3 separate regions of the Homo sapiens genome follow, and all the other regions are linked to region 1. Evidence: chromatin loops called from intact Hi-C (ENCODE). Cell type or tissue: GM12878. All regions are shown on one strand. Links, peaks and the distances in the headings refer to the core of each region. The heading gives the core; the rest is flanking DNA. Region 1 holds the start of LOC124902645 (a long non-coding RNA gene). Region 2 overlaps SLC17A6-DT (SLC17A6 divergent transcript). Region 3 overlaps ANO5 (anoctamin 5).

Region 1 (10,969 bases), core at 1,255-9,254:
CAAGGAGTCAGGGATGGACAGGGTTACCTCCTTCTGGCCACAAGCTATGGCACTACACATGGGTATTGCCAGCCAGAGAAGCTCAATTGAGGTTTGATGTCCAGAATTTTTATTAGGGTCCATTACTTAGGCAAAATTGATTGAATCACGCTCCCTGAAGGTTAAACTGAGATCACATGGTCAGAAGGGCTTACCATGAGTTACCTTTATAGCATAAACTATTAGCGGATCCAGATCAAATGACAAAGACACTCCTATCAATAAGGAAATGCCAAAGGTTCCAAGGTTACCTCCCAGGAACCTGAGACAAAGGCCAGATCTCTTTATGACCTGGCTAAATTCCTTGCTACTCATGTACCAAATACATTGAAGAGCTGAAACAAAAGAAGTTATAGTAATTATTACCCTAAAGACAGATTTTCTTGGAAACAAATGTAGTTGTTTCTATAAGGTCAGTCTCATTGGAAGGATAATAGATTGGATATAAAAAAGGAGAAGGAGCAGCCAAAAATGTCATAGGGTTTTCCTTTTCTTCTGTCTTCTTTTTAACTTTTATTCTAGGTTCAGGTTTACATATGCAGGTTTGTTATATATGTAAAGTGTACCTTATCAGTTTTTAATTATTTTTTCAACCTTGGGATCCCAGGTTTTATGTACTCGCATGGAAAGCTGATTTAGAAGTGAAATTTGTCACATTAATTTCCTGTTTTCTTTCTTTTATATGACATCATTTTCATCTCTGTATACTTTCATGCTTCATCTCATTATAGATTTGCCTCTATAACCATCCTGAAAGCACAAAGAAATTATTCTATGCCTCTTTTCTCCCTCCCCAACTCCAGGAAGAGTTAGTATATCAAAACGTCACTATCCCACCAGAATCTGTGGTCATGTGGTCTCTCATGTTCTCTTTCTTCTTGTTCTAAATAGTTTCATGTGCTCAGTGATTAGATCACTGTTTTGCATGTGTATGTGTTCAATTACATTAGCAGTGATCCAGGGAATGCCATAATGTTATTATATATAGTGAATGGTCAGGACACTATACAGGCTGTCTGAAATAGATGTAAAATGTTATTTCCATGGCTGCTTTATCATTGTATTTGGTCCAGTTAAATTGTATGTGGTAAAAAGCAAAATAAAATAAAGGTGAGGAAAGCAGATTGGATACGCTATAAATTCACAGAAACCAACCCTGATATAATTGCAACACTATTAGTTCATCCTTCTACATTTATATGGTGAGCTCATTTTCTTCTATCACTACACTTATTACTCTATCATCAAGTCTTAACTCTCCATTTTATTCTTAAAATTAAGCAGATGATGTCACCATTTACCTTACAGGGAAAATACAAACATTACATATACATGCACACACTCACACAAATACATCTCTTCCCTGCCAAGAAATACGCAAATTTGCCATATATACATAACTAATTTAACAATATTTCTCCCTGGTTAAAATAAAGTGTATCTCCTTTCTATCTAAGGGCAATGCTTTCCTACATGCTTTCAGATACATCACCTTTACTTTTCTCCAGAAAATTGGATTGTTGATTAACATTGTTATTCCTTTTCCTTCTCATATGTTGCAACATCTCTGTGGATTCTTCCTTTGGTGTTTAAACATACCCAAGTTTCTCCCAATTAAATATAAAAGTCCTTCCTTCAATACTACATCCTATACTAGTTAGCAGACTATCTCTCTTCTCACCTTTAAGGCTAAATTTCTATAAAGAAATATTTCAACTCACTTCTAACTCACTCCTCAAACTACTCTAGCCTGGAGTTTTGCCTCCATCATGCTACTGAACCATGTCTCATGAAGATCACCCAAAATCTCCTGTTACTAAATCTGTTACTGGTGGAGGGTATCTGAGTTATCAGTGGCAAATCTGTATGAGTCTGCAGCAACTTCAATTCTTGCCTCCTCCGAATAAAGAATTCAACTGAGGGTCATAAAGCAGAAGAAGAGACCAAGGTGAGTTTCAGAGCAGGAGTGGATGTTTCTTTTAAAAGGCTTTAGAACAGGAAAGAAAGGAGGCCTATCACCTGAGGTCAACACAGCAAAACCTCATCTCTACTAAAAATACAAAAATTTGCTAGGCGTGGTGGCAGGCGCCTGTAATCCAATTACTCAGGAGGCTGAGGCATGAGAATTGCTTGAACCCAGGAGGCGGAGGTTGCAGTGAGCCAAGATTGTGCCACTGCACTCCAGCCTGGGCGACAACGACAAGAGCAACACTTCCCTCTCAAAAAAAAAAAGCAAAGTACACTTAGAAGAGACCAAAGCGGGCACCGAGGTCAAGTGTGGTGTTTGATCCTAGATCTTTATAGGCTGGTCCCTTTCCCATTGTTCTTCTTTTAAGGTGGGCTGCCCATATGCACAGTGCCCTGCTAACCCTTGGAAGGTGAGCATACGCAATGTGTTTAGGAAGTTGTATGCATGCCCATCTGACTCTTTCTTCTGTTTTCCGGTGGTATGCCCCCAGAAGATCGTACTCCACCATTTTGTCTCTTAACGTGCATGCCCAGAAATTTGCTTCTCCCTGGCATCTGCGTTGAATGAAACACTTTAGTGCAACAGGTATGGATCATCAGGAAATGGCCTCTCCCTGGCACTGGCTTCCAATTTATCACTTTTAGAGAGGCAATGTGATCATTGCCAAATCATCATCCAGCATTTCTAGTGGGTGGCAGGGAGAGCCCTCTCCTGCTCTGTTCATGCCTGTCTAACTACCTGTAACAAATCCAATGAATAATTTTGGTTCTTATCTTGCATAAGTTCACAGCACTCTTCAACTCTTCTGACCACCCTTTCCTTCTTGAAACACTTTCTTCTCCAAGATCCCAGGATATCATATTTTCTTGATTTAGTAACAGCTCTGCCTACCTGCTTTGAACCTTTTGGCCTTCTTTGCTTAGCCATTTAATGTTGAAGTTCCTAAAAGTTCTATTAAGACTCTATTATATTGTCACTTTGCACTTTGTAGGAACCATCATCTATGCTTATGTCTTCATTGCTACTGAAACATAAATGACTCCCAAATCTTTATCTTCAGCTGAGATAGATCCTTTGTATTTCAAATCTGAATTCGTAAACCAGCTTGACAACTTGTCTCAAAAGATCTTCAAATCTAATATAGCCAAACTAACCACACTCATGACTCTCCTTTCACCAAAAATTGTACCCTTCTTGGAATGGGCCATGTCTCATCCATTCCATCGAATAAGACAGAAATCTAGGGTTTATCCTTAATATCTCCCCGTCTCCTACGTCTTCTATCCAATCGATGACCAAGTTAGAAAATTTTATCCCTTAAGAATTTCTTAAAGACACCTTCTTTTTAAAATCTCCACTGACACATTTCAGTCCAAGACTAATATCTCTTCAAAACAATAGAAATAATCTCCTCACATGTGTTACTGTATTCTTGTTTATACATCTTCTCACCCATGCCAAACCAATGCATTCACCATCCTAGAGCCAGAGTGATTTGATCATGACACCTCTGCTTAAAATATTTTGGTAGTATTGCTCTTCAGCTACAGATTTTTCCACTTCTCTTAGACTACAGATCAAAATCCTTGAGTAGCTTACAAGACAGTTTGTCCTGGCCCCTATTCATCTCATTCTCCACCAGCCCCCATCCCTTGCTTGTTTTGTTTTAGCTACATTAACCATACTTCAATTAATAAAAATGCTATGCTGCTTCTTGCCCCGTATTCTGCATAAAATATTCCTACTTCCTAACTGTACCCAGGTAACTGGTAATTTATCTTTAGATCCCACTTCATTCATCACCTCCCCTAGGAAGATTTCCTGATACTTCTGTATAGATCAAATCTTCCTATCAGATAGTCTCATAGTAACACTTATTACTTCTCCATTATGTGTATCAATTCGATAATGTTATAAATATTTATGCAACCATTTAGTTAATCTCCACTCTAGGACTATACACATAAGGACAAGGAATATATCTATTTATTGCACTCCTGGAACTTAACATAACACCTGATTATCATTAAATTTTGTTAAGCATATGAGTAAGTGAAAAAAATTGCTAGTTTTTGAAATATAAAATAACTTACAGACAGCAGAGTTTATGCATGTGAGGGTAAATTTCAACAACTAATAGGAAGGGAAATTTTTTTGAATTTCTCTTTTGCTGCCCTTATTGCTCAAATCGCATTCCTCAAGAAACTGGGGAGTCTCAGAGGTGACCCAGGGGTCAACTAGGGATTAGACAAGAGGGGAAGTTAAATGGCAGGGACCAAAACAATCCCAAGCTCCCTGCTCCACTTTAGCCAGATTATTTTTGATGTTGCCTGTGTTATGCAGTAGAATTCCATGGACTGTTTTGTTTGAATAAGTGTATACTCCATCTGTGCCACCTCAAAAAGATTTGGAAGTTACTGAACTAGCCAATTTCAGTGTACAGATGAGAAAGCTGAAGCCCATATTAAGCAAGTGAAATAAGCCAAAGCTGCAGAGTTGGTTGATATCAAATCTTTATATTACATGGAAAAAAATAAAAAAATCCTCAAGACTGGGAAAATCCCCTGGAAAGAATATAGTACTCTTCTGATAACAAAGAAAAATAGCTCCTTTATGCCTCTTCCTTTCTCTTCTTTGCTAGTTCCCCTTCTCTCATGCTGATTTTATTCTCACAATATTTGCTAACGTATCATGAAATGAACTTCACAGGATCAATGTGAATATTTCATTTTCTTACCTTGTAAAGGATGGTCACTCTGGTAACTAGGTTTCCCACTCAATTTTCATTCTTCATTTGCCAGATAGAAACCCCATGTATGTATTTTAAAGCTGAAATTCTCCCAAAATAACGAATTGACTGGCACTCATTTTTATTTCTGGACTAAATTTGAAAATACTTAAGCATTTCCTCAATCTGTATACATACAATTCATTTATAGCAAGGAATCCTAAATAAACAGAAAACGGAATGGAAGCAAAATGTATTGTTATCCTTTCTTTGTAAACACTAGAGGGCACTAAATACTGAAGAAAAAGTTAGAAATTTTGCAAGGCATACACAAATATATCTCACTAGAAGGACTAAATAAATTAAAATAATATACTATATATGCTCTTGAGTCTCTACCTAGATAGAATATATACACTACTTCAAGATAGGGGAATGCATATTTACAGTAATCTAGAAAAACATATCAGGAGAATATAATGAAAATCAACTAGAAAATGATCTATTGTTCGGGAATTTTAAAGTAATGTAAAATCTGTATCGAAATCACATATATCATTGCTTCCCTCTCTCTCTATCCCTCTTTCCCCCCTTCTCTTCCTCCCTCCTTTCTTTCTTATCATCTCTGTCCTTATCGCTTTATTTCTATATCCTTCTTCAGCTATAGCTCTAGCTTTATCCTTTGATTATATATGAGATAATTTTATGTAATATAAAATTTATATATATAATTATAAAATATAAGGCAATTATGTAAAACTCTAATATTCCAATATAAACATGCTTTACACATGTAGCATAATCACTAGTGGCCATGTATGTATATAATGTATATACTATATATGTATGAAATATATATACTATATACATATATAATTTTGAGCTACAATAGTAATCAAGCAATGAAATAGAGGACAAAAACAAAGTTATAATATGCAATGCTGGTAAGCAGATAGCAAAATAGGCCCTCTCATATACAAAATGCATGCGTATTAAACTGGCAAAAAAAAAAAAAACTCAGAAAGCAATGTGGAAACGTGTGGATAGGTAGGTAAGTAGGTGGTTGGGTGGGTGTAGCTAGCTAGATAGGTAGATAGATAGATAACAGATAGATTTTTAAACCTGAAAAATTGTATCTCTTTAAAACTAACAAGAAAATAACCAGAGGCGTGTAAAATATAAATGTACAGAGAAATGTGCCAGAGCAATAGCATAGTAAAAAAATAAAAATAAGCTTAATGCTTTACAGATTACAGTCTGTAATCCCAGCACTTCAGGAAGTCAAGGCAGGCCAATCACCTGAGGTCAGGAGTTCAAGACCAGCCTGGCCAACATGGCAAAATCCCGTCTCTACTAAAAATACAAAAATTAGCTGGTCATGGTGGTGTGCACTCAGTTACTTGGGAGGCTGAGGCAGGAGAATCACTTGAACCCAGGAAGTGGAGGTTGCAGTGAGCTAAGATCGCGCCACTGCACTCCAGCCTGGGCAACAGAGTGAGACTCTGTCTCAAAAAAAAAAAAAAGGTATATTTATAGCCATAAATTAAAAAATGACAGGATAACATTATGAGGTTAAGTTTGAAAAACAAAAAATAGAATTGTATACAAGTATGTTCTCAATGTTTAAAAAAAAATCTATGTCTTTATTAATAGTAGTTAGATTTATGTGGTAAAATTATAGAAGCTTTTAATTTTCTTTTGAAATTGTTTATATTTTCTAAATTTTCTAAAATGGGCAACACACCAATTTTATAGTTAGAGAAAAAAATTAACTTATATTTCAAAAAAGTCTAAGTTCCCCTCAAAATATAAATATGGTAAAAACAATTCTTATTAGCCTAAATTTAAGGAGCTGGAATTTTTCAGGTTAAAAGATATATTGTTATCTATCTAAATATCCATCAATATACATACATGAGTGATAAACAATAGTATCCATTTTGCTATATACTTACCAGCATTGAATGAGATGATTTTGATTTTGATTTTGTTTTATATTACATTGCTTACTTTTAAAATTGAAGACATGGGTTTTTTTAATAACTTTCTGGCCATTAGTAATCTACTACTGCCATGAATTTTGTTATTATTTAATTTATACTTTATATTCAAATTTCACCTCTATACCAATAAATTCCTTTATATAATTTTTTCTTCAATCAAGAAACCAACTTAGTGTTACACAGTGGATTTACTTTACATATCTTCTTAATTTCTAGTCTGTAGGCTTTCTTAATCTCTAGTGACGTTGACTTTTTTTTTGAAGAATATAAGCCAGTATTCTATAGACTTTGTCTCAAAAATTTGTATTTGTTTTCCTGTAATTCAGTTCAAGCTATACATTTTTGTCTGGAATACAAATGACTTAATGTTTCTCTTCAGTAGATCACATCAGATGTCTAATCTATGGTGATTAATTTCTGGGAAGATGCTTTGTGATTACGCATATACCGTTTTTTATCACCATTTGTACTGTAGCTTTATCATCCTTTGATGATTCATGCCAGAATCAATTCTTTTTCAGGTTAAAAGATATACTGCTATGATAATCACAAGTTGGTGATTTTCTAACATCATTATTCTTCTTCATTTAATTGCTAGCCTTCTAGTATTTTTTAAGTTTTCCATTCTCCGTCAATCCTTCATTTATATTTTTATTATTGGTGTGGGCACATGGACTCTTCTTTTAGGCAATGAGTTATCATCCATTACTATCATTATTTATTTTGGTATTCTAATCTTCTTTCCAGATTTGGCCACTGGGAGCCATTTTGGGTTAGCCCCATTGTAGTTTTGACATGCCTTATTCTTCTTCTTCTTATTATTATTATTATTACTACTACTACTACTACTAGTATTTTGACCACATCCTTATTTTGTGGCACCATAAATTGTTCCAGGTTCATCTTGTACATTTCCTTTATCTGGAAGACCCTGGAAAATTCCAGTCCAACACTACTGGGTTCTTTGTAGCCTTCCTCTATTCCATATTTGTATCTCCCTTGTCTAAGAGTGAAAATTCTGGCTGCAGCAATGTCTTTACTCATTCACTCAGTCTCACAATACACAGAGAATAGTTTCAGAATCGCTACACACATACTATGGTGAAATACAAACCCATCAGGCAAATAAAAAATAATTTATAATAATTAAAAGATAATTATTATAAAAATAATTTATAATTTATACATATAGGTATTTTATTTTTAGAATAAGCATGCATATCAAAGTACAATGTTCAAGAGCTGTTTAGTTTAAAATATATTTTTTAAAGTTATTTTGTTAGTCCTTCCCTTTAGCGTAATTAGGTGTTATTCAAAAAATTTTTTACGACAATAATTATATTTAGTTAAATTTAACTTACTTAAAAAGTCATATTGAAGGTCCTTACAAAATGCATTATAAGCTGCTTATTAGTGTATTTCAATTTTGATCCAAATTAGAAATATTTTTATTTACTTGGTTTTTCGCACTTTATTTTTTCCGAGAATAAAAAGCATCATATAACCCAAAGTATAAAATAAATATCCATGAGTCTATACTGATATAAACAAATGACTGAATAAATAAATCAAGAACAAAAGACAATTTTTATATGCAAAATAATTTCAATAGTTTAGGTAGTTACTTTTTCTTCAAGGATGTGAGGGTGTAACTACTTTAAGTGAGTGAGCTATGCATTGTGACTTCCTTCCAAATAATACAATATGAAAAGGAGGTTAAAAAACCATAACTTTACAGTAAAGAAATCTACAAAACACTACTTCAGCCAGATGATTAAGATAAATATCAACAGTAATAAGTCACATCGAGAGTATTTACCCTTGATATGATGTGATAAAAATAACACTTTACCCTGTCGTCTTCTTCCCCAAAATATATTACCACAGTCTAATCATGACAAAAACGTTAGGCATATCTCAATTGAGTGACAATCTGCATAAAACCTGACTAGTGCTCCTCAAAACTGTCTAGGTCATCAAAAAATAAGGAAAATCAGGGAAACTGTCACAGCCTGTAGGAGCATGAGACAAAACAAACTAAATGCAATGTGGTATCCTGGATGGGATCTTAGAACAGAAATAGGACACTGGGTGAAAAGTAAAAAAATCTGAATAAAGTGTGAACTTTAGGTAATGGTAACGTATCAGTTTGGGTTCATTAATTTTAACAAATTTACTATATAATTTAAAATCTCAATAATAGGGGAAATTCTCAGGAGGTTGAGGTGGGAGAATCACTAGAGTTCAAGGGTTCAAGTCCCGGCTGAGCAAAATAGTGAGACACTAAAATAAATAAATAGTAATAGGAGAAATTAGTTGTTGGGTATAAAGGAACTCTCTAATATTTTTGCAATTTTTCTGTAACTCTACAACTATTCTAAAATAAAAATTTTATTTTAAAAATCAATGTAAAATATTCAACAGATGGAAAATGAATGGAGAGAAAAGAAATAATCTTTTCCACCATTCCTACATTAATACTTATTTTATAAAGTTTTAATAACATTTTTGGCATATTTCTCTCTCTTCAAACTTATTGAGGCAAAGAAGTAATCATAGGACCGTTAATGAGATTAAAATGTGTATCCTGCATTTGAGAAATGCTGAGGACCACTAACTGATTTGTGCCTGAGAATGCCAATGTAGTCTATGGCAACAAAGTAGAAGGGGGTGCATTGGGATAGACCTGAACTCTCAGACTTCACTGGAGCAAGAGGATGAGACAGATTTTTCATTAAACAGACATAAAACATGCAGGAGCAAAAGGCAGTATTGGGTCATCCATGGTCCTGGCCAATAAAGCTCTCTAGAAGGGCAGAGAGTTCTGACCTGCAAGGAGTTGGGTAAAGGCTAGGGAAATAAGCCATAAGTAACCAATTGGAATAAGGGTTCATCCACTCAGGTTAAGGATATTGCTGGAGAGAAGTATTCATCAATGGTGATCACTAGGGTTCCACGTGCATTTGCTGAAGACGGAGAACAAAAAGATATCCGGCCTAGTTATAACATATGTTGCCTTTCCTCACCTCTACTTTCGTTCTTCTTTCCTTTGCCTCTAGAAAACCAGAAACATTAGTTAGTATGTGGGTTAGGAGTAGGACAGAGATGAAGAGTTCAACATTCCCTTCCCTGAAGGCAGGCAGCTGCCATCTACAAGAAGGTGGAGAAAAATCTTATCTTTCAATAAATATTGAATTACTTGATTAATATCTAAATATGGGTGCATCCTAATTACTTAATTGAAACAATGTTTCATAAATTTAAATGATCTTTTAACTCTCTGAAAGTTTGAAAATTTTTGGACTCTTTCCAAATATTATTCAGGATCAGGAAATTTTTACCTCCACTAAATAGATGTTTAAGAGATAGTGGAAGACTAACATGAAGTAGTGTTTATATTGTGCTAAAAACCGTGTTTGTTCATTTTACTGAATATGTAACTGTTATGGGCCAACTTGTGCTCCCCTTTCCCCAAATTCGTATGTTGAAGACTTCACTCCCAAGTGCCTCAGGATGTTTGGAGATAGGGCTTTTATGGAGGTGATTAAGTTTAAATAAGGTCATAAGGATTAGGTTCTAATCACATAGGCCCAGTGTCCTTATAAGAAGAGGAAATTTGGACACACAAGGAGACACCAGGGATGCGTGCACACAGAGGAAAGACCATGTGAAGACAGCAAAGAGGTGGTCATCTGCTAGCGAAGGAGAGAGGCCTTAGGAAAAACAAATGTGCTAAGCTTTTGATCTTGGACTTCTATCTCCAGAACTGTGAGACATTGTGAGACAATAAATTTATGTTGTTCGAGCCACGCAGTCAGCAGTATTTTGTTATAGTAGCCGTAGCAAATGAATAAATAGCATCTATGTATATTTGATTTATGTCTTAGGCCATTTGTACTGCTATAACAAAATACCTGAGGCTGAGTAATTTATAAAGAACAAAAATTTATTTTTCACAATTCTGGAGGCTAGGAAAGCCAACATTAAATTGCTGGTAAATTCAGGATCTAGTGAGGGCTCATTTCTCATGGATGGCACTGTCTAGATGTCCTTACATGGAAGAAATGCAAAACAGACCAAACTCCCTTCCCCAAGCCCTTTGATAAAGACACTAATCCATTCATGAGGGCAGAACCCTTATTGCCTAATCACCTCCTAAGGACCCCACCTCTTAAAACTGGTGCACTGAGGATTAAGTTTCAACATGAGCTTTGGGAGGGACACATTTAA
Region 2 (10,969 bases), core at 1,409-9,408, 140 kb after region 1:
TGGTAAAGTTGATTTTGTAAAAAATTTTAAAAATGCATTACAAAGGTACCATAAGGGAAATGACCAACTGGGAGAAAATATTTGCAACTTAGACAAAGGACAAATATCTCTATTTCATAAAGAACCCTAAAAATTAAAGTACAGAGGACTGAGGGCCTATAGAAAAAATGGGACAAAGAAATGAACAGATAATTAATGAAAAATATATAAAAATGGTCCTCAAATATATGAAAAGTGTTGAACTTATAATTAGAGGAATGCAAATTGAAACAACACTGAGGCAGCATTTTTCACCTATCAGATTTGTAAACATTTAAGTTTGATGACGAACTTTTTATGAGGCTATGGGGAAAAAGGCACTCTTTTATGTTCCTAGTGAGATATAAACTGTACAACCCACTGAGAAGATAATTTATCGTTTAGCATTTTTTTTTTTTTTTTTTTTTTTTTTTTGAGACGGAGTCTCGCTCTGTTGCCCAGGCTGGAGTGCAGTGGCGCGATCTCGGCTCACTGCAAGCTCTGCCTCCTGTGTTCTCGCCATTCTCCTGCCTCAGCCTCCCGAGTAGCTGGGACTACAGGCGCCCACCACCACGCCTGGCTAATTTTTTGTACTTTTAGTAGAAACGGGGTTTCACCGTGTTAGCCAGGATGGTCTAGATCTCCTGACCTCATGATCCGCCCACCTCCAACTCCCAAAGTGCTGAGATTACAGGTGTGAGCCACCGTGCCCGGCCTATCGTTTTGCTTTTATTCCATTTGGGGGTTCTATTCTACATCCTGATTGATTTTAATTTCTTTTTATTTCAAGGTTTGTGAAATATTATCATGGTTGTAACACCCAACAAAACTACATATGCATTTATTTTTTTCACCTAGCATTTCTTCTTCTAGAAATCTATCCTAAAGACATATCTTGAACAATACAAAAATACATATGCAATAGGTTATTCTTTACAACACTGTTTATAATTGCAAAATATTAAAAACAGTATAAATGTTCATACATAGAACAGTGAGTGCTTAAGTAAACTGTAACACATCCACACAATGGAATATTATTCAGTTGTGTAAAAAAGAATAAAGAGATCTGTCTGAATGGATATGGAATGATTTGCAAGATACACAGTTATGTGAGAAAAGCAAAATCCAAAAGAGGTCCTGTGGTGTGCTACACTTGGTACAAAAGCGAATTGGATAAAAAACAAATATATATGTGTATCGTATATCTGCTAATTTTTGCAAAAGAAATAGAAGAATAAACCAGAAACTAATGATATTACTTACCTACAGGAAATGATGAGAATAGAATAAATATTTGGTAGAAGGAATGATGAGGAACAATGTTTTCCAGGCATACCTTTTCAATACCTCTGACTGTTATAAGTATGGTAATATTTCACAAACCTTGAAATTAAAAAAGAAAGAAGTCCATCAGGATGTAGGGTAGAAACTCCAGGTGGAATACAAATTTAAAAATAAACAACTATATTAAAAGTGAATAATAAATCCACTTTACAGGGCATGGGGAAGAAAAAAAATAACCTAAGTACCTGGAAAACAATGTAATTTGACTCTATACTGTAAGGCTAAATACAGAAAGAAGTATACTTACATATTATACTCTAGTTAGTAAATGTCTTTCTCACAGGAATATGACCTGGCAATTCTGAAATTATTTATGTATATACTAGAATTGAAAAATAAGTAAATATAATGTGGATAATGAGAATAGGGTTTATCACTGCCAGAGAAAGAAGTTATAAATAACAGAAAGAGAAAAGCAGAAATGAACTCTACGGTTTTAAGTCGGAACTAAAGGTAACAAAATACTCATGATAGATTAGATAAATGATAGACAAATATAAAAAATGTAGATGTGCATATTTTAATGTACATGCATATATTTTCTAGTTACGTTCTCTGAGAGAGCACAGGAAACAATGACACTACAGTAGTGCTGACTACAATCTAGCCTGAGTGGACTCTGGTGAAAAATATTTGATTCTAAAGGCTAGAGCAGAGAGAATACAAGAGGAATCTCAAACATTTTTTGGTGACAGAAAGTAAGAGTGCTCAAGGATGGGACGTGTCAAAGGACACAGAAGTCAACCTGAAGGAACTCCTAATAGCTAAACTTGGAAAAATTAGAGCAACAAAATTAATAATAATAATAATAATACCCAGTAGTTAACACTGATACAAACAAATAATTGAATAAATTAACAAATGAGGGAAAATATATTGAAGAATTCCAACTAATAAATTGGAAGGAATCAGAGAGGCAAATCATATTAAACATAAACCACAGAAATAATTGTTAAAGGCTAAAATTAATAGGAGAAAGCATGATAAAAATAGGACATTTGAAAAGACTTAAAGTATCACCACCCACAATGTATTTATTTAATTCAAAGAGAAAAAAATAACAACTTTGCAATAGAGAAACTTGTCATACACTACTTTAACCAAGTAATCAAGATTAACATCACCAGTAATAACACATATTAATATCATGTATCCCAGTATAAGGCACTGAGGACACATCAGTACTTTGGTATTCTTGCCAAAAAGGCATTACCTCAATCTAATTATGAAAAAAAAATCAGACAAAGTCAAATTGAGATACATTCTACTAAAGGATTAAATCATCAAAACAGAATGAACAGCTAACTGACAGATTAGAGGAGAATAAAGAGACTTGACAACTACTAAATGAAATATGGGATCTGGGGCTGGATCTTAGACTTGAAAAAGGACATCAATGAGAAAACTAGTGAGATGAAAATAGGTGTAGAGTGTAGCTAATCCTATTGTATCAATGTTAATTCCCTGCTTTTGAAAATTGTACTACAGTTGTGTAAGGCACTAATATTAGAGAAAGCTGGGTAAAGGGTAGCACTATAGATGCAATTCTTCTGTAAGTCTGAAATTATTTCAAAACATAAAGTTTAAAAAAACTAATGACATTTTGTGGACAATTGGAGAAATGTGAACATGGATTATGAGACAGTATTCCTCACTGTTAATTCTGATAAAGGTATTTTGGTTAAATAGGAATAATACCATTATTCTTAAAAGACGCACATTGAAGTAGGTAAGGCAAAGTGACATGATGTCTAAAACTTAATGTCAAATGACTCCTCAATTACGTAGTAAAGAGATAAAAGAAAATGACTCAAATTATTAAAAACTATTTAATCTAAGTAGTGAGTACACTGACATTTAGTTATACTATTTTCAAGCTTTTGTACTTTTGAAAATTTTTAAAATAAAAATTTGGTTTAAAAAAAATCACACAATTACCCTTTTTATTCCACATGGATGTTGTAGCCAGAAAAATATAGGTTAAAAAAAGAAAATATGTATAACTCATAAAGCAATCAACAAAACTGTTATTTGTATCTATATCTAGCAATTTACGTGGAATACAGGGGTTGGAGGAACTTATTAAACATGATGGAGCCACAAAAATCTAGACTAAAAAACCTCCATAGGACCAATAACTGGCTTTCTTTCGCAAATAAATTACCAGCAGAAAGAAAAGAGGTGGAGGGAAATGTATGAAAAACAACAACTACAACAAAAACTTAAGAAACCTATCACTCATGTATGCATCTTCTTTAGATCCTGATTTGAGCAAACTTCAAGAAAGGAAGGAAGAGGAAAAGGAGGAAGAATAGGAGGTTCGGAAGCAGGAGGAGAAGGAGGAGAGAAAAGAGAGGAAGACAAAGAAAGGAGGAAGAGAAAGCTGAACAGCAGTAGAAAAATTAGGAGGAAAACATATTTGAGCCATGACTATCTAGTGTTTACTTCAAAATGAATGATGAATTATTTTTAATGTTAGGTATAATAATGGTATTAATGGCCACGACTTTGAGAGCACACATCTTTTAAATATACACCCTAAATATTTGCAGGTGAAATGACATGATGCCTGGGATTTCCTTCAAAATTATCCTGGATAATTTTGGGGGTGGGGAGGTGAAATCAGAGGGGATAAATAAAATAAGATTACAAGCTGTTCATATTTGTTGAAGGTCAGTAAGGAGATTTTAGTAAACCTCCTTACTGTATCTATTCAGTAAATAGATTTTAAATGCTATTCTTTCCCCTTTTGTATGTGTTTGAATTTTTTTACAATAAAGAGTTTTTAAAAAGAGCACAAAAACTGCATACATCTGACCAGCAATTTCATTCTAGAAATCTACATTACACAAATACTCAAATTTGTAAATTGTAGATATAAAGGTGTGGGTAGAAGGTTGATAGTCCAAGTATATTTTATTCATTGCAGTGTTGTTTGTAATAGGCAAATATAGGAAATAACCTAACAATAATTAGTTTTAAAAATAATATTATGGGATATAACACAATCCATTCATTAAAATTAACATAAGTATTCTACTATATTTGTCGAGTTAATAACTAGCTACAAAACTGTAGAGATAGTGTAATCTCATTTGTGTACAGTTGAATTCCCAATTTAACTCACACTAGAAACTCACATCAGCGGCAAAAATGTTTTAACTCTTATCTTGATTGCCACCTGCTGGTCAGTATGGGGAAATACAATTTTAAAAGTTCTTAAGGTTTCCAACTTGATTGGATCCAAAGAAATGAATAGTCCCTTTAGGTGGTTTTCGGTAATTCCTAAATGAAAGTGCTTAGTTTCTTGAAGAACCTGCATCCCCCTCATGCTTCTGTGGCAAATATGGTGTCCCAGTTTGTTAATAGGAGGAAAATGGCATGGGAAAAGATGGGCCTCTGGTTTATGAAAATGGACTGTGTACAAGCTGCAGGTGCAGGCCGCCACTGTTATTTGGGCAAAATAGCCCTTGTAGGTCTGGTCACTGAGAACCTTACTGGCAGCCTATGGCAAATAAATCTGTAGTATATTCTTTTTACTTGGATAATACTTTTCGAGAAAGGCAACTATATTCCTCTTGCCAAATCTACTCTCCTTAGGTTTTGCTAGCTAAAATCTCCTGGGTTTATGCTATGTGCCTCATACATACCCTGGTCCAGTGTTCTGCTATCAGCTTCTCTAGATAGTGCCTTCACTCTTCCACACTGCATTCAATGGCAGTTTCACAGATTCTCAGCTTAGGGTCCACTGAACACAAAAAATTGAGGGAGGCTTGAGGAGGACAACTATATATTTTTATCTGATTGTACCCACCCACTCCTCCTTGCGTTACGCTGAGCTGACCCATATTTATGTGGAGTCCTCTGTACAACTTCTGGTTTCCTACTGGATACCCCAGCTGGAAAGCTGGGCAACTACCTCCCTGCTTTCAGTGTTCCCCTGCTTGTTGTAGAAAGTGCAATAAGTATGTGGGTGAAGTGCTGTATTTAGGATATGATTCTAGGGAATGAGCAAGTGAGAAAAGGAATAAAGCAAGTGTTTATCAGTGGGTTATCACTGTGGGAAACCAGAGGTATGTCCCACTGAGAAGCCCTTTGAAAGACTTTGAAATAAAGCTCAGAAGTTTCACACAGAAGAGAAGAGCAAGATGGGGATTTTATCTACTGCTCCCCCTCATAGATTGAGGGTTGATTCTAGGAACGATAAGTCCTCAGCAGTCCAAGATGTCCCAACCAGCCAAGTACATTCCCATGGCTAGAAAAAAATCATTAAGGTAAAAAGATGTAAGTACATACCCAGGGTAAAATGCCATCAGTCATTATGGAAATTGTCCCCTGAAGCTACAGATAAACTTTAAGTAAGTTTGCAGCTTTGGGTGGGACACAAATGGCATGTGCTGACATCCTCATACTTTATTAGGGAACATATTCTGCTCTGGGCTGAAGCCTAGAAAGAGGAAAGGGAAAAAAATTTGTTTCTCCTACTGCTCAATAATTAAAGCATTTATTTTTGCCTTATTCTGAACTTCAAAACCTCAGAAAACAGGAAGTATTTTTTACAACGAATTTAGCAGCAATATATGATCTAATTTAATTTATAATCTAATTTTAGAGATCTATGTCTTATCAATATGCCATTCTGCTTCTGACTTCACCTTTATTATCACTATCCTCTATCAGTACAAGCAGTGAGACATCTTTCTACTGTGTTATACCTTGTTTCTTCCCAGTTCTACATCCAGTCTTACTTAGGATTTAAATACCAAACCAAGATTGACTTCAACTATACACTGGAAGAACTCTATGGGTGATTTCTCTAGGCTTAGCTCTTGATTTGTTAAATGGAAGCTGAATGAATTTATTTTTTTAAAAGCCTGTGGAGATGTAAATACATTCCATAGAATTCACCCATTTAAAGCCTTTTGGCTATGAAGAATAATGCTGATTTAAACATTCATGAACAAGGTCTTTTGTGGACATAGTTTTCATTTCTTTTGGCTATATACCAAGGAGTGGAATTTCTGGGTCAAATGGTAAATCTATGTTTAATCATTTAAGAAACCAAATAAATGTATTAGATACCTATCCTTTTACTATATATAATGCCTTTATTTTATGATTATTAAAGTCCTATAAACTGCATCTTGTGTCCTTGAAACTGAATATTACCTTATACTTTGTCTTTAAATTCTTTTTTGAATAAATTTTAATTACCCTGACTAGACAAACATCTTACTCTGACTAAGTTAAATATTGCATACTTAGAAATATGGAAAAGTACACAAATAATTTTCAAAATATTGTTCTCTATATGTATGTAAATATATATATCAGTGTCTGTATGAACTTAAAAGAAGTTTAATAAGAATACACACTAACATATCAACAGTGGCTTCTACAGAGTAGGATGGAGGTACCTCCATTATTCATTTTCTGAAATTAGTTGTTGTTTCAATTTTATTACAAGAAGTATATAATAGATTCATTTTTAAAGGCTAGGTGATACAAATATATATTGAAAATTAGCCAAAATGTTATAAAATTCAAATATTTCTCTAGAATGAACTCACATATTTAGATCACATTAGGTGAATGCCTTGAAGTGATACCTTAACTGAGTTACAATTTTAAATTTGAAAACTAAAAATATCCCAGTTAAATTTGCACTGCCTTGCTCTAAAACTATTGTTGAAATCATAGACTATTAAGCTATTAAGCTTTTTAGTAATTTCTGTGTATGGTCCGTTCCAAAGTATTTTTAAACTAAAAATTAATGTCACAGCCTTTGTGGGGCTGCTATGGAATCTTGGAAACATGATTTTCTCTTGGCTTTGGAAACTAGAAATCTCAAGAACCAATTCGATGGCATAACTTACCAACTCATTTCATCATCATCATTGTTGTCATAATCATCGTCGTCATCATCATAGCAACCATTTCCTGAACGTTTATTGTGTTGCATACACTGGTCCAGAACCTTAAGGCAGATGATCTATTTCATCTTCTGAAGAAATCTATAAGATAGGTTTAATTATTATTATTTCATGCTCAAAATCACTAAGGCACAAGATATTTAGTATTCCGCTCAAAGTTATGTAATTCATGTCAGAGCAAGAATTTAATCCGAGTTAGTCTTACTCCAACATTCATCTTATTCATTAAAGAGGACTTTTTAAGTTACAAACAACAGAACACCTCAACCAAGTTGGCTTTTAAAAAATGTACAATAAATATACATTTTATTATATATAATCTAGAAAGATAACAAGAGTGTATCTTTTACCTCACTTACAGCTCTATAAGTTCTTAAATTCTCTGCCACAATCTAGTCTGAAGTATGTTGATCATCTTGTAAAACACAGAACATTATATTCGTCCACTATATTGGTAACATCATGTTTATTAAATTGTTAAGCAAAAAATAGCATTTTTTTTATGCTGACATAGATAAGTTTGTTTTAACATTTATATGGAAATGCTCAGGAGCTAGAAGAGATAAAACCATTAAACTTTGCTTCAAGTTAAGGCTTAAAAGACAGCTGCAGTAATCAAGACAGCATGATATTGGCAGAAGAATAAAAACATATATTAAAGAAATATAATCAATAATCCAGAACTAGACACACATAAATATGTCCAAATGATTTTTGAAAATGGTACCAAGCAAGTAGATAGAGGAAGGATAGCTTTTTCAATAAATGGTGCTGGAACATTTTGACATCCATAGGCAAAAGAAAAAAAAGCCTTGCCTGAATAAAACATAAAACTATTAAATAAAAAATAGGAGAAAATTTTCAGAACCTAAGATTAGAAAAATTAGTGTTAAACCTTACAACAAAACCATGATCTGCAAAAGAAAGGTTGAATAAATTAGGCTGCATCAAAATTAAAAGATTTTGTTCTATGAAAGACCTTGTAAAGAAGATGAAAAGACAAGCTATATATTGGGCAAAAATATTTGTAAACCAGATATTCTACAAAGTACTTATATATAGAATATAAAAATCTCTCAAAGCTACAGTCAAAAAAGAAAAGAACAATTCCATTAGTGAGTGGGAAAAAGACATTTTGCTTAAGGGAGTGTACAGATGACAAATAAGCACATGAAAAGATGTTCAGCATCATTCATCATTAGATAAATGTGAATTAAAACCACAATGACACATCACAACACACCCATCAGAATAGCTAAAATAAAAAATAGTAATAACACCAAACACTGGTGAAGATGTAAAGAAACTGGATCATTCTGATTGTTACTGAATATCTAAAATGGTATATATATTCAGGAAAACAGTTTTTCAGTTTCTTATAAAATAAATCATTTATTTACCATAAAACTCAGCAATTGCATACTTGAACATTTATGCAAGAAAAAAACCACTTAAACTTTTTCACAAAACTAGTACATGAATGTTCATACCAGCTTTATTCATATTAGCCCCATAGTGGAAAAAACCCAAATATCATTCATGTGTGAATGGGTAGGCAAACGTGGTACATCCACACAGTGGAATACTACTCAGCAGTAAAAAAGGAACTGCTATTGATACACCAGCAACAGCTTGAATGGACCTCAAGTAAACTGGGTTGAGTAAAATAATCCAGCCTTCAAAAGTTAGATACCGTTTGATTCTATTTATATCATAGTATTGAAATTATAAAATTATAAGGATAGAGAAAAGATTGGTGGCTGTGAAGGATATGGAGATAGGTTGTACCTATAAAAGGAGGACATGAGGAATCTTTATTAGGCAACTGTTTTATATTTTAACTGTGGTGGTGTTCACATGAATATAGATCCCTAGTACATCAAGAATCCATAACTGGAAGTCCTGATCAAGAAGACTTAAATGCATGTGTACCTAATAACAGAGTTTCAAAGTTTTTAAAGCAAAAATACATAGAACTAAAACAAAAATGAGAGATTTATAGTTGAAGTTGTTAATACTTGTATCTCAGTAATTTATAGAACAAGTATATAAAAAATCAGTTAAGACATAGAAAACTTGAAAAATACTATCAGCTGGTTTAATTTCTATTATATCACTGTAATTAAAAGGGCAGAAACCTAATTTTTTTGAAGAATATGTGGATTGTTTACTAAGATAAACTGTATTCTGGGCCATCAAATAGTCTTAATAGTCTTAATAAATTTAAAATAATTAAAATTATACAAAACAGTCTGGTTATAATATAATTGAATAATGTATATTACAAAAAATCTAGAAAATTCCAACAAATTTGAAAATTAACACACTTTTAAATTACCTATGACTCAAAACAAAATTTAAAATATGTTGAACTGAAAGCCAATGAAAACACAACATAATTAAATTTGTGGGGTATGGTTAGAGAAATGGCTGAGGTAAAATTTATAGCTTTAATTACTTACATTGGAAAAGAAGACACAAATCAATGACTTACGGTTTCTTCTTGAGGTGTAGAAGAAATTAAATTAATCCCAAGATAAGTGGAATTAAATAATAAAGAGGAGTCAATAAAATATACAATGGGCAAACAATTGGGAAAATCATTCAGATTAAAAACTGGTTCTTTTAAATGATCAATAAAATTGATACCCTTCCCATCAGAAAGATTAATGGAAAAAAAGGAGAGAAGGCATTAAATTGCTTGTATCAGAAACAAAGAAGGGAATATCATTACAGTTTCAAAAAGATGTATTGATTTTTACAAAAGTGTCAACAATATTTAAAAGATATTAAGAAAATATGAAAAATTTGTAATGATAAATTTATGAATTTAGATGAAATTTTTTTTTTTTTTTTTTGAGACGGAGTCTTGCTCTGTCACCCAGGCTGGAGTGCAGTGGCGCGATCTCGGCTCACTGCAAGCTCTGCCTCCTGGGTTCATGACATTCTTCTGCCTCAGCCTCCCAAGTAGCTGGGACTACAGGCGCCCGCCACCATGCCCGGCTAACTTTTTGTATTTTTCTTACAGATGGGGTTTCACCATGTTAGCCAGGATGGTCTCGATCTCCTGACCTCGTGATCTGCCCCCTCAGCCTCCCAAAAGTGCTGGGATTACAGGCGTAAGGCACCGCTCCCAGCCCTAGATGAAATTATTAAAGCACTTAAAAACACAAATTCCAAAACTTGCACAAAAACACATATAGAAAGTTGTAATAGTTTATAATCTATTAAAAACATTGATTTTGTAATCTAAATTCTCCCCACAAAGAAAATTAGAAGCCCAGATGGTTTCATTGGTGACGTCCATCAATCATAAAGCAAGATATAATAGTCTTATATACACTGTCTCAGAAAATAAAAGAGGGAATAGTTTCCAACTTATTTTGTAAGTCCATAAAATATGGTGTTACTCTCATACCAAAACTAAAAGATAATATTACAAAAACATAGAAGTACAGGCTTACATCCTTCATTAACATAGAAACAAAAATTCTTATCAGCAACATCCACATATTATAATATATCATCCCTAAAAGAGATTTATCCCAAAGTGTGAGGTTGATTTTATATTCAATATTTAATCAATGAAATTAGCAATACTTAAAGGATAAGGGAGAAAAACTACGTGATTATATTAATTAAGATCCGGGAGAAAAAATATCTATGACAAA
Region 3 (10,969 bases), core at 1,823-9,822, 75 kb after region 1:
TATTGGAAGCCATCAGAACCTCCCAATCCTACCAATGAAAGATACACACTTCACCAGAATTGGGCTCGATTTTCCTATTTCTACAAGGAGCAGCCTTTAGACTTGATTAAGTAAGTTTCATACACAGGATCAGACCAATTAAAACTTGATAATGTGATTTTTATTCACAATGGCATAATATTTTTTTTACTACTATTTTCTCCCACTACATTTCACAACTTCTTGATTTCATATCTACACTATAAATTAGCAATTCATTTAGGAGAATGTTGTTGCTAAACTGATGAAAGACAACAGCGATAGTATGGTGGTTAGGAGGTTAGACCTTAGCATTTAGCTAGGCTGAATTCCAATCCAAGTTCTGTCTCTTGAAAGCTATATAAATTTGGTCAAGTTACTTAACCATTATGAAAATAGATATAACAATATTACTACTTTTTAGCACATTAGTTATAATATCTATACTATCTGTAAAACGGGAATAGCAATATTACTACTTTTTAGCATAGGGGCTAACACTTAGTGTTTAATACATATTAGTTTTTGTTTCTCTTGGAGTCCAGAAATTTGGAACATAAGACAAAGGTTGTGTATGGATGTTTGTGTGTGTGTGCTCTCAGTGAGCTGTGAAGACATTTGTTCTATGACCTCAATCCTTTAGATAGTTTCATTAGCTAAGCAAGAAGACTATGGTTGCAGGTTATCACTTTAAAGCATAGCAATACTACAAGCATACAAGATATTAGGAGACATATGATTTTATTCAATGAACTATTAGATTAGAGATCTCTTGCTACTATAGGCAGTGTTTTTTCCTTGATGATTTATACTTGCATTGCTATGCTTACACAGCATCACAGTATCTGTTTCATGAGACTGATTTGAATGGATCCATCCAAATCAACTGAAATGTTATCTCAACAGTATGTTTAAGTCAAACTAGAGGACACATTTTGGAAAATTAATGTCACTTAGTCAGTTTATAAACTGGGGCTTTTGATAAATCATGCAAACTCTTTCTTGAATGGCTATTTTAACTGTTTTGAATAATAATCATTTAATACTTTAAGTTATAAAACCAGAATATTTATCAAAAACATTTCAAATAATTAAGAGATGAACAAAGTTTTAAGTGAAATTCTACCTTCATCAAACTCCACAAAAATAACTAGGCTTGATTTGGATAATATTGATTTAGTCCTATTTTTGTGTTCCTGCATAAAAAAGCAGAAACATTTTTTTTTCTGAGAGCAATGGCATCTTTCTCTTCTCTTTCATGCTAATATTTTTCTTTATTCACTAAATAGTATATTACTGATGTCCTTCTATGAATACACAAAGATCTATCTGATACTATTTAGTGGAACACAGAATGCCTTATTATAAATTTTTCATAATTCATTTATTTGTTTTTCTATTGAAAAACATTAGGCTGTCCCAATTTTTTTATATAATTTCAACTTTTTAATTTTAGATTCAGTGGTATACATGCATGTTTTTTGTGTGGGTATATTGCACGATGCTGAGGTTTGGGGTGCAGATCCTGCCACCCAAGTAGTGAGCATAGTAACAAATAGGGAGTTTTTTAACCCACACCCCTCTCCCACACTACCTCCTCTAGTGTATATCGTAGTCATCCTTATGTCTATGTGTATTCAATATTTAGTTCCCACTTACAAGTGGTTTATATATACCACGTTTTATTTATCTGCTCCACCATTAATGGTCACCCAGGTTGATACCATGTCTTTGCTATTGTGAATAGTGCTGCAATGGACATATAGGTGCGTGCATCTTTTTGGTAGAACAATTTATATTGCTTTGAGCATATGCCCAGTAATGAGATTGTTGGGTCAAATGGCAGCTCTGTTTTAAGTTCTTTGCAGAAGCTCCAAACTGTTTTCCACAGCAGCTGAATTAATTTTCATTCCCATCAACGGTGTATAAATGTTCTCTTTTCTCCCAAATCTCACCACCATCTGATATTTCTTGACTTTTTAATCATAGCCATTCTGACTGGTATGAGATGTTATCTGATTGCGGTTTTGATTTGCATTTCTCTGGATTAGTGATGATGAGCATTTTTTCATATGTTTGTTGGCTGCTTGTATGTATTTTGAGAAGTGTCTCTTCATGTCCTTTGCCAATTATTTATTGGGGTTATTTGGATACTGCTTGTTGACTTGTTTGAGTTCCTCATAGATTCTGGATATTAGACCTTTGTTGGATGTGTAGTTTGTGAATGTTTTCCCCTATACTGTAGATTGTCTACTCTATTGATACTTTCTTTTGCTGTGCAGAAGCTCTTTAGTTTAATTAGGTCCCACTTGTCAATTATTTTTTGATGTTGCAATTGCTTTTGGTGACTTAGCCAAAAATTATTTACCCAGGCCGATGTAGAGAAAGATACTTCTTAGGTTTTCTTCTAGGATTTTTATAGTTTGAGGTCTTACATTTAAAACTTTATTCCATCTTTAGTTATTTTTCTATATGGTGAAAGATAAGGGTCCAAGTTTTATTCTTCTGTATATTGCTAGTCAGTTATCCCAGCACCATTTATTGAATACGGAATCCGTTCCCCATTGCTTGTTTTCATCAGCTTTGTTGAAGACCAGATGGTGGGAGGTGTGCAGCTTCATTTCTGCTTTCTCTGTTTAGTTCCATTGGTCTATGTGTCTTACCAGTACCATGCTGTTTTGCTTACCATAGCCTTATAGCATAGTTTGAAGCCAGGTAGTGTGATGCTTCCAGTTGTGTTCTTTGTTGTGTTCTTTTTGGTTAGGATTGCTTTGGCTATTTGGCCATTTTTATGGTTCTATGTTAATGTTAGAATAGCTTTTTCTAATTCTGTGAAAAATGTCATTGGTAGTGTGATAGGAATAACATTGAATTTGTAAATTGCTTTGGGCAGTATGGCCATTTTAATGATACTGATTCTTCCAATCCATGAACAAGGAATGTTGTTCCATTTATTTGTGTCATCTCTGATTTCTTTCATCAGTGTTTTGTAGTTTTCCTTGTAGAGATCTTTCACCTCCTGGATTAGCTGTATTCCTAGATATTTCATTTTTTGTGGCTATTGAAAATGGGATTGTGTTCTTGATTTGACTCTCAGCTTGAACATTATTGCCATATAGAAAGCTACTCACTTTTGTCCATTGCTTTTGGGTCCTGAAACTTTACTGAACTCTCTCATCTGTCATTTATGAAATCTAGGAGACTTTTGGTGGAGTCTTTAGGGTTTTCTAGGTGTAGAATCATTTGGCAACAAAGAGAGATAGCTTTACTTCTTCTTGTCCTATTTGGATGCCTTTTATTTTTTTTCTCTTGCCTGATTCCTCTGGCTAGGACTTAAGCACTATGTTGAATAGGAGTGGTAAGAGTGGGCATCTTTGTTTTATTTCATTTCTCAAGGGGAATGATTCCAGCTTTTGCCCATTCAGTATGATGTTGGTTGTGGGTTTATCATAGATGGCTCTTATTATTTTGAGGTATGTTCATTCAATACCAAGACTATTGAGGGTTTTTTAATCATGAATGGAAAGGGATGCTGAATTTTATCAAAAGCTTTTTCTGCATTTATTGAGATGATCATATGTTAATAGTTTTTCCTCTTAATCCTATTTATGTGGTGAATCACATTTACTTATTTGCACTTGTTGAATCAGCCTTGCATCTCAGGAATAATGCCAGTTTGATCGGATGTATTAACTTTTTGATGTGCTCCTGGATTTGGTTTTCTAGTATTTTGTTGACAACTTTTGTGTCTGTATTCATCAGGGATATTGGCCTGACATTGTCTTTTTGTTGTTGTGTCTCTATCAGATTTTGGTATCAGCCTGGTGCTGGTTTCATAGAACGAGTTATGGAGAAGCCTTTCCTTTTTGAGTTTTTGGAATAGTTTCAGCAGGGTTGTTACAAGTTCTTCTTTGTATTTCTATCTGCTAGTATTTGGGTGTGAATTCATCTGGTCTAGGGCATTTTTTGATTGGTAGATTTTTAAATTAATGATTAAATTTCAAAACTTATAATGGTCTGTTTGGGTTTTTACTTTCTTCCTGGTTTAATCTTGGGAGCTTTTGTGTTTCCAGGAATTTATTCATTTCCTAGATTTTCTAATTTATGTGCATAGAACTTTTCATAATAGTATTGGAGGATTTTTGATTTCTGTAGGATTAGTTATAATATCATCATTGTCATTTCTCATTGGACTTATTTGGATCTCCTTTTTTTCTTTGTTAATATAGCTAGGGTGGTCTGTCTTATTTATTCTTTTGAAGAACCAATACTTGGTTTCATTGATCTTGTGTATAGATTTTTGCATCTCAGCATCCAGTGTTAGTATTGATATGTGAGATTTTGATCTTGTCATCATGTCGTTAGCTTGTTGTTTTGTAGACTTGATTGTATAGTCTCTTTATAGTGTCTTTGGGCTATGTGTTTAAGTGTGTTTTGTGATAGCAGGTGTTGTTCTTTCATTCCATGTTTAGTACTCTCTTAAGGACCTCTTGTAAGCCGTGTCTAGTGGTAAAAAATTATCTCAGAATTTGCTTGTCTGAGAAGAATTGTATTTCTCCTTCACTTATGAAGCTTAGTTTGATGAGATATGAAATTCTTGGTTAGAATTTCTTTTCTTTAAGGATGCTACAAATAGGCTTCCAATCTCTTCTGGCTTGTAAGATTTCTGCTGACAGGTCTGCTGCTAGCCTGATGAGCTTCCATTTGGATGTAATCTGACTCTTCTTTCTAGCTGCCTTTAAATTTTTTTGTTCGTGTTGAACTTGGTGAATCTGATGACTATGTGCCTTGGGGATATAGTGTCTCATCAGGGTTCTCCATCTTTCTTAAATTTGTATATCAATTTCTGGTGAGATTGGGGACATTTTTATAGACTATATCCTCAAGCACTTTTTCCAGGTTGTTTACTTTCCTGTCTCAGGAATGCCAATAAGTCATAAGTTTGGTCTCTTTATGTAATCCTAAATTTCTTGGAGGTTTTGTTCTTTTTTTTTTTTTTTTAACTTTTGTCTGGCTCAGTTGATTTGAAGAACTGGTTTTTGAGCTCTGAGATGCTTTCCTCAGCTCGGTCTATTCTGCTGTTAATGCTTCCTGTTGTATTATAAAATCCTTGTAGTGATTGCTTCCATTCCAGAAGTTCAGTTTTGTTTTTTCCTAAAATGGCTATTTCATCTTTCAGCTCTTAGATTGTTTTACTGGATTCCTGGATTACTGGATTGGGTTTTAACTTTCTCTTGAATCTCGATGAGTGTCCTTTCCATTCTGAATTGTATGTCTGTCATTTCTGTTGTTACCATCTAGTTAAGAAGCATTGCTGAGGAGCTCATTTGAAGGTAAGGGGACACTGACTTTTTGAATTTCCAGAGTTCTTGCACTGAATCTTTCTTGCCTGAGAGGGCTGGTGTTCCATTAATTGTAGTATAAGTTGAGTATAGTCAATTGGCTTCATTACTGGGTGCTTTCAGAGAGCCAAGGCTCTGTACAGGGTCTTTATTTGTAGCTGGATTCTTGCCTTGGGTTTCACAGTTTTGTATATTGGCAGAATGTTTTTGGTGTTGTAATTTGGTTTACTATCCAGTAGATGGCACTTAGGAGTAAGAGCCAGCAGATAGGCTCAGCCTCGCAGCGCTTCAGTATTTCTGCCTATTCACAGCAGTGCTCTGTGGTGGGGTGAAAAGAGAGATGACCCTCTCTCCTTGCTGGTATGCTTCGGGATCCTGGGGGAGACCCCTCTGATCGCTGGCACTGTGTCTGTGTTTCCTTTGTTACTTGCTAATTTCAGTATTACTTCTGATGTGATCTGATATGATTTATAATTTGCTCTACTTATCTCTGGAGTTCAATCAATTTTTGTTTTATATCTTTCCACTCTTCTCTATTCCTTTTTTTAGTTTTTATATTTCTGGGGTTTTCTTGTATCAGCAAATATTTATTTGAGAAGAGTTCACTCTGTTTTTAGGTTTTTATTACAGTATTATTCAATTTCATGTTATTTGGGGAGAATTATCAGACTAAATTATTTACTTCACATTTTCTGATTTTGCTTTTGTTTTGCATGTTTTTTTATGGACGTGGCCTACCTATTTCAATTTGTTTTTAATTTATAAACAGAGTTTCTAGCACTAGAGTGCCCCTCTCTGTTAGTCCATCACACATTCTCAATGTGTTGTCTGTAGACACCTTTCTGCAGTGTTAAAAATGTCATTTTCTCATTGTGTGCCTGTGTTTTGACTGTGGCTCATCACATGAGGTCAGGGGTAGCATTTTCTACTTGTGGCATCATGTCGGCACTCAAAAAGTTTCAGATTTTGGAGAATTTTGTGTTTCGAATTTTCAGATGAGGGATGCTCAACCTGGTGAATGGGAGTGAGGGAGAATCTGTTTCTGTGTGTGCTGGACCTGAAGCTTCCTGTGAGTCTCACAGCTGTGGGCACCCATCTTCCCTTGCCCTGCGCAGCCTATTTCTTTCATTTCTACGAGATTCTAACTCTCCTATTTTCTTTTTTCTGTTTACTGACACTCCTCCAAAGAGTACCAGTCTTCTCTTTGTATCTGATTCTTCTCAAGAAATATTGCTTATCTCAGGCTGCCACTTCCAGTCTCACTCTTTTCAGATCCTTTCTTATAGATTATAAATGACCAAATCCAAACATATATTCTGCATTAGGGCATTTAGTTAAACTTTTCTCTAGGGTTATTTTAGCTGTGTTTCTTTATGTTTTCCACCCTACTTTACATTTTTCCCCTATAATTTCTTAAACATCTTCACCTCTCTCCTGTGTCTTAGGTTTGTAGCAGCAGGTGTTGTTTTTATTTCCTTAGTTGCAGGTAATTTGAGGATCATGACTTTCTCTGTCATGATACTGAAGGCCTGTATTGGGTTTGGGTGTTTTTCCTCTCCTTGTTGATTTCATGGGTTTTAGTAAAGGTTTTGTGGGTAGACTTGATAAAAGTTAAAATATTCTTAAAATAGAAAGAATTTGCCTGTAATCTCAGCACTTTGGAAGGCCAAGGCAGGCAGATCACTTTAGGTCAGGAGTTTGAGACGATTCTGGTCAACATGGTGAAACCCCGTTTCTACCTAAAAAATAATAATACTACTACTACAAAAATTACCCCAGCGTGGTGGCGCACACAACTGTAATCTCAGCTACTTTGGAGGCTGAGGCAGGAGAATTGCTTGAACCTGGGAAACAGAGGTTGCGATGAGCCGAGATCGCACCACTACCCTACAACCTAGCACAACAGAGTGAGACCCTGTTTCAAAAAAAAAAAAAAAAAAAAAAAGCAAAAAAGAAAAGAATTTATTCATATATGCATAATTACAATTGACACATTTCTTTTAATGAGACTTTATTAAGCATCACTACATATCAAGCAAGGTACTGTGCCTACAAAGATAATCAGATGGTGGTTTCCTAACATGAATTTGTTTGCAGGAACACACACAAATGCGTATTAGTTACAGCACAGTAATACTCCAAACAAAATACAGAGGGAAAAGCACCTATCTTCATGACAACCTCTAGGAAAGCTTCACAGTGCTTTTGAACTATGTCTTGAAAGATAAGTAGCAGTATAGTAGGGAAAGAAGTTAGGTAAGAATATCTCAGGCAAAGAGAACACACAAGAGCATTGTGTGTTTGTTTAGTTCTTCAAGTAGGAGTGTTGGCAAAGAAGATTTGAATGTTCACCAGGAACAAAATCCTGAAGAACAATGCTGAAGTAAAAAGATGAAGCTTTGAAGGAAGAAAAGGATATTGCTCAATTTTTCTTTAGAAACATCATTTTATTGGAAACAAAAGATAATTTAGATGGATATAAGATTGAACTCAGGGAAGTAAAGGCTGTTAAAATTGTCCAGCAATAAATTTTGGAGGTCTTTTCAAGGCATTGACAACAGGAAGGAGAGGAGACTATGAATTAGAAAAAATATTTTTATGACAGAATTCATTGGCCCTAATGGATTATTGGATATGGAGGACAAAAATAAGGAAGACAGAATGATAGGGTGTCTAGAAAGAGATACAGTTTATAGGAATCTGAGTTCCTAGATTTCACATATTTCATGTTACCTCTATACCAAACATCACTTTAATGTCCAGATATCTGGAAGTGGTTTTTCTGCCTTTTGAGCACAGATAGTTTTGTCACATTAGATAATATTTTTGGGGAAAATGGCAATGCTAAGATTGAGAAAAATGGGCTGATGGAGCATATAAAGTTGAAGACTGATCACTGGCACATCAGCTCTATCAGCTCATTTTTTTTTCCTTCCAGCTTACACTTCAGGTAATTTGTTTTTGATATCCATATGTTGTATGTTAATGCTTAGAAACAAAATTGAAATACTGCTACATACTAAATAGCATAGACTAAATATATGTGTGGTACAGATAATGTTATTACAATGTGAGGATAATACTGAAGCTAAGTTTCTCAGATGTTTATGGATTCATTGTAAAAATAAGTCATTTTAGAAAAAAATGTTTGCATTGATTGATTTATCAAGATTGTATTCAATTTAATTCTATCATCATTCTTTTGATTATTTACTATGTCTTCAACTAAATATTACATCTTGGAAATACAAAATGAGAGCAGTCCCCTCACACAGTATCTAACACACATCTACCTATCAGATGCTGTGTTAAATGGTGCAGTGCCACAGATCAGTTGAAAGTCTAATAATTAAAATGGACAGGTTAAAAAAGATCATAGATTTAAATATATGGCATATTTTTCTAAAAAATAATACTCAAAAGAAGGCTCTCCCTATATTTGAGCTTTTGTAGAGTGTCTCATGTTATTAGATTTCTCTTATTTTCTTAGTTATGACTAACAAGATAGTTTAAATTAAATATTAAATGTGATTTCAATAATGTATGCATTTTTACCATATTGCAAATCTAAGAAATATCTCCTGCTTTCTGAGATCCTGAAAGATTATTTCGTTGTTAATCTGTTACTGTTAGATACCCAAGTCCAAAGTTTAGTAAGATAATTTGTATATTTCCACATGTAATAAATACTTACCTGATTTCATTTAGTAAATTCTCAGCAATTTCTTTTTTTGACAGGTTTAGAGTTCTTGAGGGATTTTGTTTTTTATGCTCAAGGAATAAGACTTGTGACAATTGAAAAGGAGAAAAAAGTAGTACTTTAAAACTAAGATTGTTGAAATATCCAGTTTCCTTATGAATACTTAAAGAATTTTTAAGTTAAGTCTATAGCAATAATGTTGATATTATATTTCTAATAACATTGATTCTGCCATTTTTAAAACATTAAAAATAGACATGGTAAACAGTAAATTTCATAAAATATATTTTTGTACTTTTTCTGATTTTGATGTCATGTACTATTACAATAATTTCTACATTTTTCAGAAAAAAACTGGGAGAAAAAGTTCATTCACTCTGAGTAAGCTAAGGAAGTTGTGAATGGCAGATTAGCAAGGGAATATGATGGCATTATAATTTAATTTCAAGTTTATAGTGATCTGGAAAACCAAATTAGGGAAATTAACAATGCAACAATGTTCATCATCACTGAAAAGAATGAAAAAAGACAGGATAAACAGAAAGATGCCTATTAATATTAAGAGTGTTGAAATATGAAGAATGGGATGTTCAATAAAGTTAATATTGAATATGATAAATACATTTTAAAATCTCATTGAGAAAAAATGTTTATAACCTTTATGTTCAGATATGTGTTCTTGTTAAGCATATATAGAAATTACAATTTAATATTAAGTACTTTCACAGAATCATATGGCATGCTACTAGAACACAAAAGGTATCACATCTTTCTGCCTAGGAAACTGTGGAAAGACTCACAGATTTGGTGAGCTGGGATCTATATGAATAAGGAGGAAGATTAATCAGGTTAAACAACAACAACAAGAAAACCTGACTTTCTGAGGAGGAGAAAACTACTTTCTCTCATTCCTAAATGGGTACTAAGTTAAAAACAAAACACTTGGTTGTGAGAATTAAAATGTTGTGCCGATAAACGCTGTCACTTTTCAATTCTTTGAAAACCAAGAGCTAGGCTGCATATTTCATAGAATTTTTGCTAAAGTAGTCATGTTTAATTCCTTGGCCTGCTGCATATGTCACAATCCTGTAAACATCCAAGATTCAAACTTGGAGAAAGATGGAAATGTATATCTACAATGCGGTCAGAGAAATGTTTTCAGTTTTAGAGAGATAAAGCAAAAGTCCATGCAGATTTTGGATATGGTTTTGATTTGTTAAGTTCATTCCTAGAAATTACATTGTAGAATATTCTGTAGTTTATTTAAAAACCATTTAAATTCTCTTTATAATACAGAGGCTTTCCAAATTATCTTATTTAAATTTTAAAGTTAAATTCCGTTTAATTGGCTTTCTACTTATATCTGTTATCCCTTTTAATCCTTGTATCAGTCCTTGCAGTATGGCATAAGCACCATCTTGTGTTAAAACATGATAATGATATGGAAACTGAAGTTTAGAGAGTTGAGTAACTTCACCAAAATTACATGTCTAGAAAGCAGTGGAGCCAAAATTAGAATATATGCCTGTCTGAATACAAAATCAAGGCTCCAGACTATAACATTCTTCCATATTCTGATTCTGTTTTTACTCTTTTTCACAGGAATTATTATGGAGAAAAAATTGGTATCTATTTTGTCTTTCTTGGATTTTACACAGAAATGCTATTCTTTGCAGCTGTAGTTGGCTTAGCTTGTTTTATTTATGGCTTATTATCAATGGAACATAACACAAGCAGGTAAGTGCACCTGAGTTGCCCAGATAGAGAAAACATCTTTATCTTGTGCCAAATGAAGTTGTTGTTATTATTTCCCTGGCATTTCCTTCAGAATGTTTCCTTATAGCAGCAGATAATCGATATTTTCCAAAAACTACTCAAACATAACAGTTGCCTCTCACCTGGTGCTTTA

Evidence for each region. Peaks named below come from ENCODE experiments on the same cell type or tissue, not always from the same donor. Only the 100,000 strongest peaks of a DNase experiment are listed, where the experiment ranks them.
Region 2: a loop joins it to region 1, with 9 times the contacts of the local background. A loop is called at or near these places in 63 of 110 quality-filtered maps.
Region 3: it touches region 1 in a loop (6-fold over the local background); 5 of 110 quality-filtered maps call a loop at or near these places.

What each region holds. Positions count from the first base shown.
Region 1 is chr11:22,165,023-22,175,991 of GRCh38, forward strand. LOC124902645 (a long non-coding RNA gene) reads right to left here and starts at 4,901. Exons shown (of 4, transcript XR_007062622.1): 1 at 4,746-4,901. In GM12878, for the core only: no CTCF peak of the experiment used is centred there; no DNase peak of the experiment used is centred there; H3K27me3 peaks cover 150 bases.
Region 2 is chr11:22,299,996-22,310,964 of GRCh38, forward strand. SLC17A6-DT (SLC17A6 divergent transcript) reads right to left here. Exons shown (of 4, transcript NR_186351.1): 2 at 7,242-7,379; 3 at 5,662-5,812. Among named protein-coding and RNA genes, the nearest start is that of SLC17A6-DT, 33 kb to the right of the region's middle. In GM12878, for the core only: a CTCF peak has its summit at 4,529 (motif pointing left); a DNase peak (open chromatin) is centred at 4,711.
Region 3 is chr11:22,239,575-22,250,543 of GRCh38, forward strand. It overlaps ANO5 (anoctamin 5), which reads left to right. Exons shown (of 22, transcript NM_213599.3): 9 at 1-110; 10 at 10,663-10,797. Among named protein-coding and RNA genes, the nearest start is that of ANO5, 52 kb to the left of the region's middle. In GM12878, for the core only: a CTCF peak has its summit at 5,603 (motif pointing right); a DNase peak (open chromatin) is centred at 5,710.